Linked DNA regions of Homo sapiens: region 2 is linked to region 1. Evidence: chromatin contacts called from ENCODE Hi-C or POLR2A ChIA-PET data. All regions are on one chromosome and are shown on one strand. Each heading gives the region's core, a stretch centred on a gene start or an enhancer-like site at or near the end of the contact. The rest is flanking DNA. Distances are from core to core; before and after follow the strand shown.

Evidence for each region. Hi-C counts contacts between places; a loop is a spot of excess contacts on that map. ChIA-PET counts read pairs that join two places held with the same protein, here RNA polymerase II (POLR2A). Pooled maps may share reads with other maps.
Region 2: a loop to region 1 is called in a map of B cell, with 2.8 times the contacts of the local background. The contact joins two enhancer-like sites. A Hi-C loop is called at or near these places in 7 of 168 maps with a recorded cell type or tissue (B cell, CD4-positive, alpha-beta memory T cell, CD8-positive, alpha-beta T cell and 4 more) and 8 of 50 pooled maps. POLR2A ChIA-PET finds 5 or more read pairs at or near these places in 13 of 52 experiments (CD4-positive, alpha-beta T cell, CD4-positive, alpha-beta memory T cell, GM12878 and 7 more).

What each region holds. Positions count from the first base shown.
Region 1 is chr13:46,121,291-46,127,611 of GRCh38, reverse strand. LCP1 (lymphocyte cytosolic protein 1) reads left to right here. Exons shown (of 16, transcript NM_002298.5): 16 at 1-1,689. The coding sequence ends at 21. Among named protein-coding and RNA genes, the nearest start is that of CPB2, 19 kb to the right of the region's middle. RefSeq lists enhancers at 2,052-2,161, 3,172-3,241. Within about 2 kb of position 3,016, at least 10 of the 41 ENCODE cell types and tissues checked have a DNase peak (open chromatin) inside an H3K27ac peak, as active enhancers do; they include B cell, CD4-positive, alpha-beta T cell, CD8-positive, alpha-beta T cell and 1 more, where a contact is called at or near this core.
Region 2 is chr13:46,162,539-46,168,859 of GRCh38, reverse strand. All of the region lies in intron 1 of LCP1 (lymphocyte cytosolic protein 1), which reads left to right. Among named protein-coding and RNA genes, the nearest start is that of LCP1, 16 kb to the left of the region's middle. Within about 2 kb of position 3,184, at least 6 of the 41 ENCODE cell types and tissues checked have a DNase peak (open chromatin) inside an H3K27ac peak, as active enhancers do; they include B cell, CD4-positive, alpha-beta T cell, CD8-positive, alpha-beta T cell and 1 more, where a contact is called at or near this core.

The DNA of each region.
Region 1 (6,321 bases), core at 1,767-4,266:
AAAGGAATGAAGAGGGTGTGAGGCCCAATGGGGCTGGGTGGGAGGCGGTGCACTCACTCCTGACTGCCCGGCACAGATGCTCCAGGGATGATTCAAGCCATTCCAAAGTTCAACTTGGTGACACTCTATAAGATTCCAAAAAGCACATATTAGTGCAGCCAAGTAGCCTCTCCTGTATTTAACAAAAAGTGCTTCATTCTTTGCAGGAGGCCCAACCTCCTATATATAGGTTTCTATTCTTGATTTATTTGCTTCTTCGAAAATCTAGAGGAAAAGAAAGAAGTTATTTTCCAGGTACCCTTCTCGCTTTTGCCATTAGCCAAGGATAGAAGCTGCAGTGGTATTAATTTTGATATAATCTTTCAAACCAGCTTCATGTGGCTTCCCTTTTCTTTGTTCAAGATGAGGGCCAGGAGGGGAAACATCACACCTGCCCTAAACCCTGTTCCTGGAGGTCAGCATTTGATCTGTTGCAAGCCCCTCTTTCTGTCCCCTCTTCCTACCCTGCCTCCCTTGACTTTGCTCCTCACACTTTTGGAACCATGCCTTCCGGGGGGGCCCATCTCTTCTGGCCGTCCTTGTCTCTGGGCCACTTGGAGTGTGTGATAAATCAGTCAAGCTGTTGAAGTCTCAGGAGTCTCTGGTAGCCTGCAGAAGTAAGCCTCATCATCAGAGCCTTTCCTCAAAACTGGAGTCCCAAATGTCATCAGGTTTTGTTTTTTTTCAGCCACTAAGAACCCCTCTGCTTTTAACTCTAGAATTTGGGCTTGGACCAGATCTAACATCTTGAATACTCTGCCCTCTAGAGCCTTCAGCCTTAATGGAAGGTTGGATCCAAGGAGGGTGTAATGGAGCATCAAGCCACTCGGCGGCAGCATGGAGCTATAACTAAGCATCCTTTAGGGTTCTGCCTCTCCAGGCATTTAGCCCTCACATTAGATCTAGTTACTGTGGTATGGCTAATACCTGTCAACATTTGGAGGCAATCCTACCTTGCTTTTGCTTCTAGAGCTTAGCATATCTGATTGTTGTCAGGCCATATTATCAATGTTTACTTTTTTGGTACTATAAAAGCTTTCTGCCACCCCTAAACTCCAGGGGGGACAATATGTGCCAATCAATAGCACCCCTACTCACATACACACACACCTAGCCAGCTGTCAAGGGCAGAATGAATCTATGCTGGATAAGAAATGGTGGAACTGCGTTATGAAGAGCTAATTTACTGGACAAAGAATTCCAAAGCAAAACCAGAACAGTATGAATTTGAGCAGGTCTCATAGGTTGAGCAATTTCCCCCTAAACCAACTGAAGGCTAAAAAGCAACAGGCCATTGTGAACCAATGCAAGACGCCCTCTATCATGGTGAAAAGCTCCATCAATGAGGTATCTTCTTTAGTGGTGGTATGTAATGGAACTTAGCCATTTTTCAAAGCAATTGAAATGCATTGCTCTGGATCTGTTCCTTGGCAGTGGACTCAGAAAGCCAACATGTGGCTCCTCCCAGCCCATAACCAGTATTTTTGCTGCTTCTGAATACAAATTGGTTGGTTTTGACTTCAGATTGAACTTACTGTAGCCTCAGATGATTTCCCCCCTCCGCCTCCAGGAAGAAAGAATGTTACTGCCTTAATAAAAAATGAAAAGAGAATGATGCTCAAAATCTTTCCAAATAAAATGTTCCCTATATTAGGTGTCTCTGGATGTTTCATTTTGAAAGTTTGCTGACAGTGTGCTATAAATCGTTCATTCATTCATTCCTCCAACACGTTCGAGTGCCTAGTATGTGCAAGGCACAGTGCAAGGTTTTAGGAATGTGCCTATGAACTAAACAGGCACTGTGCTCAGCTGATGCCTGTCTTAGGAAAGACGGAAGTTAAACAATTAAAATAACAGATGTGACGAGTGATAAAAAGAAGGGCAGGGTGAGACATGAGTTTATGACAGGAAACAGTCTGAGGAGAAATAGTTTAGCTAAAAACTGAAGAATAAATTTCCGTTAGGCAAAGCAGGGAATAAAATTAAAGCTGAGAGCCAAACTCAGAAATACACTGAACTTGTAGGAGTGAAGAGGTGTGATACCTTTCCTCACCTATCATAAGAGTCACGGCCAATACTATGACAAAAGATGGGTAACAAGAGAAAAGGGTAACATATTTCTTTCATCAAAGTTTTACATGACATGGGAGCTTTTAGAAATGAAAACCCAAAGATCCAAGGAAAACTGTTCATTTTTATGCTTAGATTTAATGCAGAATGAACGGCCAGGCAGAAATGTGATTGGGCAAAAGGCTGTGATCTAAGGCTAATAAATGGAAGGGGAAGCCCAGCAAGGCCTGTGTGTTCCGATTCTTCTTGGCTGCAGTCTGTAGCATTTTTTCCTCCAGGGATCAGGGCAGGACCCCCCTGGAATGAGGGTCTTATTACCTACTATCAGGCAAGGTAGGTCAGAGAATTTCTTTACCGTCACTGTCTACACAGAAAGGCAGGGGAAGGTTAGAGTAATTTTTCTAGGGTTTTATGGCTTGCTTTGGGGGAAAGGGGTTCTAGTTTCTATGACCCTCCTTGAGAAAGAGGAATTCTGCTTTCTGCGAGTTGCTTCAGGGGAGAAAGAAGAGGAGGAGACAGGAGGGCAGGAGAAGATCGGAGAGGGAGACCTTGTTTCTGAGGTTTCCTTGGAGGCTTTCCAGTCTCCTTTAGTTCAAAGTACTCTGCACACCAAAGTGCCACACTTTGGGGTTTCATTTTTTTCTGAGCCCCAACAAACCCGATCATAAACCAAAGTCAGACTTGGGGATTGGTGCAAAACAATGTCCAGACTGATTCGAGGAGGAATCTTTGGGGTGAGCAGCGCCCGAGATCTCCTCTCCAGCTTGGCGGGGCCTTACTTGGGAAGAAGTGGGGGTGCACTGCGGGGATGCAGAGGAGTTCTGCTGCAGCCAACTTCCTCAGTTAGGCTGCTGTGACAGAGAAGCTGGCCGTCGATTTGGCATGATCACGCTTTGACCTGCAGAGGAGCCACCCACCCACACAGCAGATGGGAAGCTGGGCTTTTGTGCCTAAGCTGTGTGTCCGGGCTTTACCAGCAACTTCTTCTTGGAGGTAGCTCCTTCCTGGCCTAAACACTGCTGCACCTTCTATACTTAGGAGGTCACTCTGTTCCCAACATATCAAGAGGCTATAGATATTGTTTCTTTCTATTTGTACTAGACTGCACTGAAATTCCCCTCCTAATCAGCAACCACTGTTAACAATTTCTTTTGTATCCTAGAAATATTCTGTGCACATATCACACCCACACATCCTTTTTATAACAAATATCAGCATACCATAAACATCACTCTTTATTCCATTTTTTTTTTTACTTAATACCGTGTCTCGGATGCTGTTTCATATTGGTGCATACAGACCTACTTCAATCTTTCCAACAGGTACATGGTCTTCTACTATATAGGCATACCAAACTCCATTTAACCAGTGGTCTCTAAATAGATATTTAAGTTGTTTTAATCTTCTGCCCCGAAAATAAGGCCACAATGGATAATATTATACCCACTTCTTGAGCACAGAATGTTAATTTTAATTCAACAGGTACTTATCAAGTTCCTTCTCTAGCAAAAATATAGCACATTGGGTAGTCAGACATGGATCCTCTTAAGTTTCCTCAAGTTATTTTATTAAAAACCCTAAGCTGGGACAGATGCTTTAGCCAATCCAAACTTCTCTGTTTTATGTCTAAAGAAGCGTGTTAACCAGCACGCATGCACACATAAACCATAATAAAAAGCAGAATGTGATCAATGCGATAACAAATTTCTAAATTAAATATCATGGGACCTCAGGGAAAAAATTAATTCTGAATATAGGATCAACAAAAGTTTTTGGAAGAATTCAGTTGTGATGAATGAGAAGTGGGCAGGAACTGGGCCTTACTCTTGCTGTTGTTCCCTACAGAACCAGGGACATTTCTAGATTTTTAGTAAGAGTTTCGTAAGTTTTAAAAAATTGATTTATATTAGTTATAAACAAATGTTTCCTGAATGTAGGAAATGCTGAACAGAAAGAAGTAATTGTGAGATAAGTTGTGAAATAGACCTACCTGCGGAGTATTTAGAATAGAATGGATTCCTGTCTGGAAATTATGACATCTGGGTTGGTCTGATGCAATGCATTGGATTATATGACCTTTTAAAGTATCAGTCAACTTAGTGATTTTGTTCACCTAGACTCACATTCACACACACACACACACACACACACACACACACACACACACACACACAGCCCTAGTCTGTCCCTGGGAGCACAGTTGTGATCTCCATTGTAAAGACCGGGTAAACTCTTAGCCTGCCTTAGATCAGCCTATTTCAGACTGAGGCTTAAGGCACGGGACATTTCCATGTGCTCTCAGTCCTTGGGATGAGCCCTGGGCCCACCTTCCTTACATTTACTATGCCTGTCGTCACTGACCTCTGTTCTTTGTTCCACCCAGTGTGCAGATGGGCTTGCAGTAAACGCCAGCAGTGCTATCTTCGTGAACTTGGCATTGTTTTGCCCAGTACGTTCCTGCCAATTTCATGATCCAGAAAGCAGAGCTGATGCTCAGAACAAGTTAGAGGCATTGACCGATCCTCTTATGCAATCTAGTCACTTTGACAGTTTCCTAATAAAATTCCTGTAATTAAATTTTAAGCTGTCAAAGAGGGCTCTTACTCAGTATGCTTTCTCCCTATTTCTGAAAGACAGTTTACCAACTGAGCCTGTGAATGAGTGACAAAAAGAAAACTGCGTAAATGTTTTCTCATGCCTAACATCTACATATATTTAATAACCCACATCAGGCCAGGGACAAAAACAGGTAACCTAGTCATTGCCCAGCATGTCACCATTAACAACTCAGAGACAGGTCAGTAAAATGACAGGAATTTTTTATTTTATTTGGCAAGTTGGAATTGGAGAGTTCCACTTAAACATATATTTTCGTTAATGGAAATCTAATATACATCATTTAGAGAATTAGAATGCACACAAACACTGAATTCTGAAGGTATACGGAAGCTAACATAAAAACTGTTGATTCAGCAGTCATTTCTGGACTTGTCTACACCATGGGTCCACTGTTATAAGTCGCAATGTTCAAACCTGCTTGCTCTAAGTGTAGTGCTCAGACCGGGGGCATCTAGGAGCCGGTTAGAAGTGCTGAATCTCAGCCCTTACCCCAGACGTACTGAATCAGAATCTGCATTTTAATAAGATTCCTACGCACATTAAAGTTTGAGAAATGCTGTCCTAGAAGAATAAAGGTCTCGTTAAAAGATCTACAGTTGATGGAAGGCTAAATTAGGCTCTTTTAAATTAAATTACACTTTCTCACTTACACTGGACTCGAGAGAGTGAAATAACTTCCCATGAATGTTTCCCGATCATCAGTATTCACTTGATGTGGCCAGAGTGGCTCTTCCCTCTGTTTGGGTACTTCCTCCACCACCCAGCTTTGCCCTTTGCTGTGCCCCTTCCCTTGGTTTCCCCCTTCCAGGTGGCACTCGCTCTAAGAAGCTGATCTTCTGGTCCTGCTGGCACCTGCATTGTGTCTCTTGACATGATCTCTTGCCAGCTGCCCAGGGCTGCCTCTTTAATAGATCTGACCCAGTTTGTGCCACGTCACTCAAGTCTTCCCTCTTATCCCTCCACCGCCTGTCAAACTGGCTTTTCTCCCACCATGCCTGGAGCAATCTCTCTATGACTTCCAGTGACAGGGAACTCATTAAATAGTAAACCATTACTATTCCAAGGCCCTGCAGTGTCTACTCTTAACCCCCTAAGCAGGCACTTTGCAATGACTTTCTGGGGTTACAATAGCCTCATTGTTAAGTCTGCCAAATGCCTAATAACAAGGAGAAAGAGGAAAATGTCTTCCAAGTAGAGCGACTATCATATGCAGTGGTCCTGAGGATGAATGAAACTTGATATCTTTGAGGAACTGAAAGACAAGGATAACTGATGGGAAGCAAGAACGGCCATATCATAAGAAGCAGCGGTACTTGCAAAAAGCTTAGGAATCACCTGGGGAGCTTATTAAAACACATTTTCCAGATCTCACCTTGAGACTCAGTGCCTATAGGGCTGGTGAACCTAGCAATCTGCATTTCCCACAAACATCCAAGGAGATTCTGCAGCCTGTGACTTACAGACCATACTTCAAGAGGAACTGGTGTAGACCAGCTGTTCTCAATCCTGACTGCACATTGGAATTATCTCAGGAGTTTTAATCAATGCTGATGTCTATACTCCTCCCTACAAGAGTCTGACGTAATGATCAGA
Region 2 (6,321 bases), core at 1,935-4,434, 41 kb before region 1:
TGGAATCTTTATGAATTGAACAGCTCCTGTTATTTCCTCTGAGAATAGCCCAAGAGAGACCTTCAATCGTATCAGAAAAGATTTAGGTTACAAAGTAGGGATATGAGACACCAGAGAGGTTGTAGGATTTCCTTATTTGGATATTTTTAACAAAATAGTAGATGACTCTCTTTCTGGGACAGTTTGAGTACCGTCTTGCCTAGAAACTAGGAGTGAACTGGATCAACGTGTCTTAAGCTGTGTGTGGTAACATCCCATAAAACAGGTCTCACGTGCTGCTCTGGGAACTTCCCTGATCTGTGCGGGGGCAGTCCAGCAGCTAGGCAGCTGAGCAGAGCGCATCTGCCTGGGGCCAGTGAGGAGAATGCATCTAGACAGAGCTTTTCGTGCTGCTGAGGTAAGAGCAGGAACACAGCCCCCCAGCCCCCAGGAGCGAGGCTGGGCTGGGAGCTGCCCACTCCCTCACTTGCTCCATTTCACAGAAGGCACCTCCGAGCCAAAGCTACAGCTGCTGATGGCGCCAGCAGCTATTTCTCAGCTCATTTGCAATACTTTCTAATCTAGCTCTAATTTGTATGTATACTTGTCAGCTACTGCATAGAATTTTGGAACTTTTAACATAGAACGGACTCCGCTTCTCAATTTATGAATGAGAAAACTGAGTCCCATAGAGGCAAGATGGAGCCTAAAGTTACACAGCCTAGGTCTCCTGACTGCCAAGCTTGGCACTTCCTTCTATTTCCTGCCAGTTATTTCCATTTTGATTTCTTTGGAGATGTTCAAGTATATTAATTGTCTCAATATCTTAATTGCCTGGGCTGCTTTAGGTATTTTATATTTTTATTTTTTTGATAAGCCTCTGTGCTAATTTCTTACACTTATCTAGTTTTATTTTTCCCTCAGAGCCTTGTGTTTAACCTTTTCACTTGTTCGTTTTTGATCGTCAGAACTCTTTTCATTGCATTAACTATTTCACAGTAAATTAGCTGTAATCCATGTGCTGCATTTGAAACTTGATATTTAACTGTGGGCTTCATGCCTGAAGCCCCTCACCAACCCCCTAGCAGCCAGGGCAGTACTTTGCATACAGACACATATATGGAGTGAAAGAATGAATGAATGGCATTTGATATCAAGGTAATAGTGCAATCATGGTTAAACAGCTAGCCCATAATATTCAATTTATTGAAAAGATGCATTTGGGGTACTCTGAGCTTTCAGTAGGGGAAAGTCTGGATCTTAAATTGCTTCTGGTAGAATGTGGGCTAAAGGGTAGCTGTAGAATTTAAAGATGTTAGTATCAGGAGCATCACTGTCTAAAGCTCAGGGAAGGAGAGAGATGCTAAGGCACAGAAAGGCCTCCCCAAGCCCCAGCCTGGAGTATCCCCTTTTCTTGCAGGAGGCTTGTTCTTGTGTCACACCCTTAATGGGATTGGGCAACTTGGTAGAAAACAGAGGTATCAGGAATGTACTAAGGGAGAGAAGGAAGGAATGAGAACTCCTTAGCTGGCGACAGAGCCAGGCTCTGTAAGATGTGCTACACAGCTTCAGAAGCCCCTCGGTGTAGTGGTCAAACCAGAGGTACCCAGAGCAATATGAGGTTGATGAAGTTTGGAGTAATCTGGATTGCTAGCTTCCCATAAGTGTTTATGTGGCCTGAGATAATAGTGTCAGAGGAGAGCCGTTGAGTCTCTCCTCCTGAATAGCCTTCCCCCTACCTTCCACCCTGTGGCATTTACATCAGAGCCTGCAGAGAGAAGAATTCTGTAGGCTTTGAGAGAATCCATGTATCTGCAGGGAGAAAAAGGACAATCTGGAGGAGATTCTGACTTGACAAAAAGATTCATCAGAGTCCCTTTAACTGGCCATCTGTTTTTAAGGCCATTTATAATTATTTGGTTTCTTAAAAACAAAGTCATTTTAAAATTATATTTTCTGAATCATCCTTTATGTAAAAGTTAGTCATATCTGTATCCATAGAGATATGATATCCCAAGAATATATAGTAAATTCCATATATTCGCAAAGTAAGATCTCCTACAGTGGTCTACTTTATAAAATGAAGGGGACAGGATTAAGTAAAAGCAATGTTTTTTCCTTAAATAGATTAATCTTGATGGCTTTTTAAAAATGTATGGGTATTTTATTTTGCTTCATAGTCCTACATATTTTATTTTTCGTTTCTTTAGTTGTCATAGTCTAATGCTAAAGCTTACAATATTAATGTTATTCTAGATGATGTGTTCTTTTGGATTACTGATTGTTCTTGAGATGTTTGGAAGTTGTATAATTTCCCCTCTGGAAATGTACTGAAATTTATTGAGGCAGAGCTAGGAACTTGAGTCCTGAGTGTCCGGTTTGACTTTAACTACTGAATCAAGTTGCAGGAAAAGTGGGGCACATTCAAAAGAGTCCCTTGGCAAGGTGATACCAGGTCACAGATGCCTCCCTGATCCTGGCAGGTTATATGATTCAGCATCAGTATATTGAATCAAAATACTGACTAGCCCAGCACTACCATCTTTCAGAAATGATTCCACCCCTTGAGCATCTCTCTCTAGACAGGTCACCTTTTCTAGCCTTTCTGCTTTTAATTATCAGTTATGAAACTCCCCAGAGAAAATTCCATTTACATTTTTACATTTACTTTAGAGGATGTTTTTTCTTCTGTAAATTCTGCAGCACTGTGTTCAAGAGTAAACTCCCACAAATTGTTTCTATATTCAGACTTTAGAGAACTTAAGTTCAGGTACTTTTATGATAACTCATCCTCAGAAATTCCCTTCGCTACTGACTTGGGAAATACCAGCACCCTTTAAGCAGAAACTCAAAACTCACTGATTTAAGAAATGAACAGGCTTTGTGGCTTTTGCAGTTTGAGGTGGGGCTTTTTTTTTCTTAAGGTTTTAAAAATAATATAATTTTTTAAAATGAACAACCAATGCTTTTTTTTTGGCCAACGTCTTGAGATTCTACAACTATTGATTTAATAAATTTAAGTGCTCTCACATGCACTCACACAAAAAACTAGCAGCCCAGACGTGACCTTGATGAATGAGTTGTCTTTTTATAATAGATTTTTGATTTGGGCAGTAATTCAGAAGGGGATTTCCCAGATTGACCACGGATTTGCAGAAGACCTGAAAATGGTTTGTGGCAGGGCATATTTAGATGATGTAGTCATTAAAAAGGGCCACACTCAATGCAGGAGCAGTCGGGCAGAGCTGAAGAAACCACTCACTTATACCTTGGAAGATACATGCTTTCTTTAGCCCCTCCTTTTAAGCTCCAGATGCCTCAGCATGCCCATTACTGCAGCAGTATCTGTATAGTTTGCTGCCTATATGGTGCCAGTAATTTGCAAACTAAAGCCATCACCAACTAATCTTACTTATATTACTTATTAATCTTATAATATTATCATAACCCATATTTTCAAATATGCGTGAATTAAAATGGGTGCATTTTTGTTTTTTTTTTGTTTTTGAAATGGGGTCTCGCTCTGTCACCCAGGTTGGAGTGCAGTGGCATGATCTCAGTTCACTGCAACCTCCGCTTCCTGGGTTCAAGTGATCCTCCCACCTCAGCCTCCCGAGTAGCTGGGATCACAGGCATGCACCACCACACCTAGATAATTTTTGTATTTTTGGTAGAGATGGGGTTTCACCATGTTGCCCAGGCTGGTCTCGAACACCTAAGCTCAAAGCAATCCGTGCACCTCGGCCTCCCAACATGTTGGGATCACAGGCATGAGCCACTGCACCTGGCTCAATGTCTTTCTTAAAAATGATCTGGTCTGCCTGTTTTTACACTAATTATGTCCTCTTCCTGCTGCTTTGCTTTGTGAAATTACTGCCCTTTGCACATTCAGTTTAATTACTTAAAGGTCTCTGCTCAGTTATGGACCTTAGGGGCCCTTTTAATGGTAACTCCATCCTTTTCCTGCTCTGCTCATCAGCACCTGCATTTACAAGCTCCAGCCTGGCATTGCCTTGAGAATTTGTACATGGATAAAACATTTCTTCTCATTAGAACTTCAGTTTCCTTATTTATAAAATGAGGACATTGTAATAAATTATTTATGAGGTTCCTTCTGTCTCCAAAAGTTAGGTTGTGTTTCCAGGATATGCTGCTCATGCTGATGGTAAAAGGGACTCTCTCCAGATATCTATTCATGTTTCTGCCCAACAACAACAAACAGTATCACAGCAATGTCAGTTGCTGATTATCCCTTCTCCACTTTACCTTTTAAACTAAGTTAATCCACTTCTCTTTTGCATTTGCTGTTAAATCACTGAAGCATTTTGGATTTTTTAAATTTAAAGGTGTTCTTGCTGTTTGACTTCTCTGAGTTTATCCTCTCCACTCATAAATCTCGTAGAAAAATATTGTTACAGATGCTCAAGGCTTTTCATCTTGACCTACCTGCTGTGGTTTAAAAATAATATGATTTTAAAATACATGTACTTTCTATGTCTTTTAAATGAATGGGCCACTGCAATTTTTATGGTAAAAAAAATTTCCCATTATACCATGATCTTTAGATATTTTTTAGATTTTCTTTTTTTACCCAACACTGTAATTGTTTTGTTTCTTCATTGGCCCTACTTGTGACACTTAGAATGTAGTCTTGTTCTCTGCTTCTACTTATATTTATCGCTAGCTGCTGATAGCGCTCTAAAATCTAACATTCTTGTGTCAAGGGATAAGGCCAGGTTTAGAGTCAGAGATCTTGTTTGTCCTCCTTACCTTTGACATTGTTCCATGCTTTCAGGATAACTAACTGGGTCAATATAGACGTGCTTACCTAAAATGAAGAATAGCACCTGGCTTATAGTAGGCATTCATAAAATATTTGTTAAATGAATGAATGTATCTTATAATCCCATAAACACCTATGAACCAAGAGGTCTTAAGACATTTAAAAACATGAAGGGCTGGACAGCCGGAGAGCTGGAGAGCCTTCTATTCATGCATATGTGGATATGGTAGAGGGTATAGAAGAGACCTAAGCCAAGTTAGTCACAAGGATTTAGCAAAGTATATTAATACAAAGTTCTATACTAATTCCTTAAAACAGAAGCCTTGATTTCTGAGCACAGGAAAGCAAAAGCTTTCTACTAGAATGACTGGACAAGCTCACTATATTGTAGTTTTAAAAATCTCCCATGGGGCTATCCATAGTCCATATACTTAATAACTCATTGTTTTTTTTTTTTTTTTTTTAATTGATCATTCTTGGGTGTTTCTCGCAGAGGGGGATTTGGCAGGGTCACAGGACAATAGTGGAGGGAAGGTCAGCAGATAAACAAGTGAACAAAGGTGTCTGGTTTTCCTAGGCAGAGGACCCTGCGGCCTTCCGCAGTGTTTGTGTCCCTGGGTACTTGAGATTAGGGAGTGGTGATGACTCTTAACGAGCATGCTGCCTTCAAGCATCTGTTTAACAAAGCACATCTGGCACCGCCCTTAATCCATTTAACCCTGAGTGGACACAGCACATGTTTCAGAGAGCACGGGGTTGGGGGTAAGGTTATAGATTAACAGCATCCCAAGGCAGAAGAATTTTTCTTAATACAGAACAAAATGGAGCCTCCTATGTCTACTTCTTTCTACACAGACACAGCAACAATCTGATTTCTCTATCTTTTCCCCACATTTCCCCCTTTTCTGTTCCACAAAACCGCCATTGTCATCCTGGCCCGTTCTCAATGAGCTGTTGGGTACACCTCCCAGACGGGGTGGCGGCCGGGCAGAGGGGCTCCTCACTTCTCAGAAGGGGCGGCAGGGCAGAGGCGCCCCCCACCTCCCTCCCGGACGGGGCGGCTGGCCGGGCGGGGGCTGCCCCCCACCTCCCTCCCCGACGGGGCGGCTGCCGGCTGGAGACGCTCCTCACTTCCCAGACGGGGTGGCTGCCAGGCGGAGGGGCGCCTCACTTTTCAGACAGGGCGGCTGCCGGGCGGAGGGGCTCCTCACTTCTCAGACGGGGCAGCCGTGCAGAGACGCTCCTCACCTCCCAGACGGGGTCGCGGCCGGGCAGAGGCGCTCCTCACATCCCAGACGGGGCGGCGGGGCAGAGGCGCTCCCCACATCTCAGACGATGGGCGGCCAGGCAGAGACGCTCCTCACTTCCCGGAAGGGGTGGCGGCTGGGCAGAGGCTGCAATCTCGGCACTTTGGGAGGCCAAGGCAGGCGGCTGGGAGGTGGAGGTTGTAGCTAGCCGAGATCACGCCACTGCACTCCAGCCTGGGCAACATTGAGCACTGAGTGAACGAGACTCCGCCTGCAATCCCAGCACCTCCGGAGGCCGAGGCTGGCAGATCA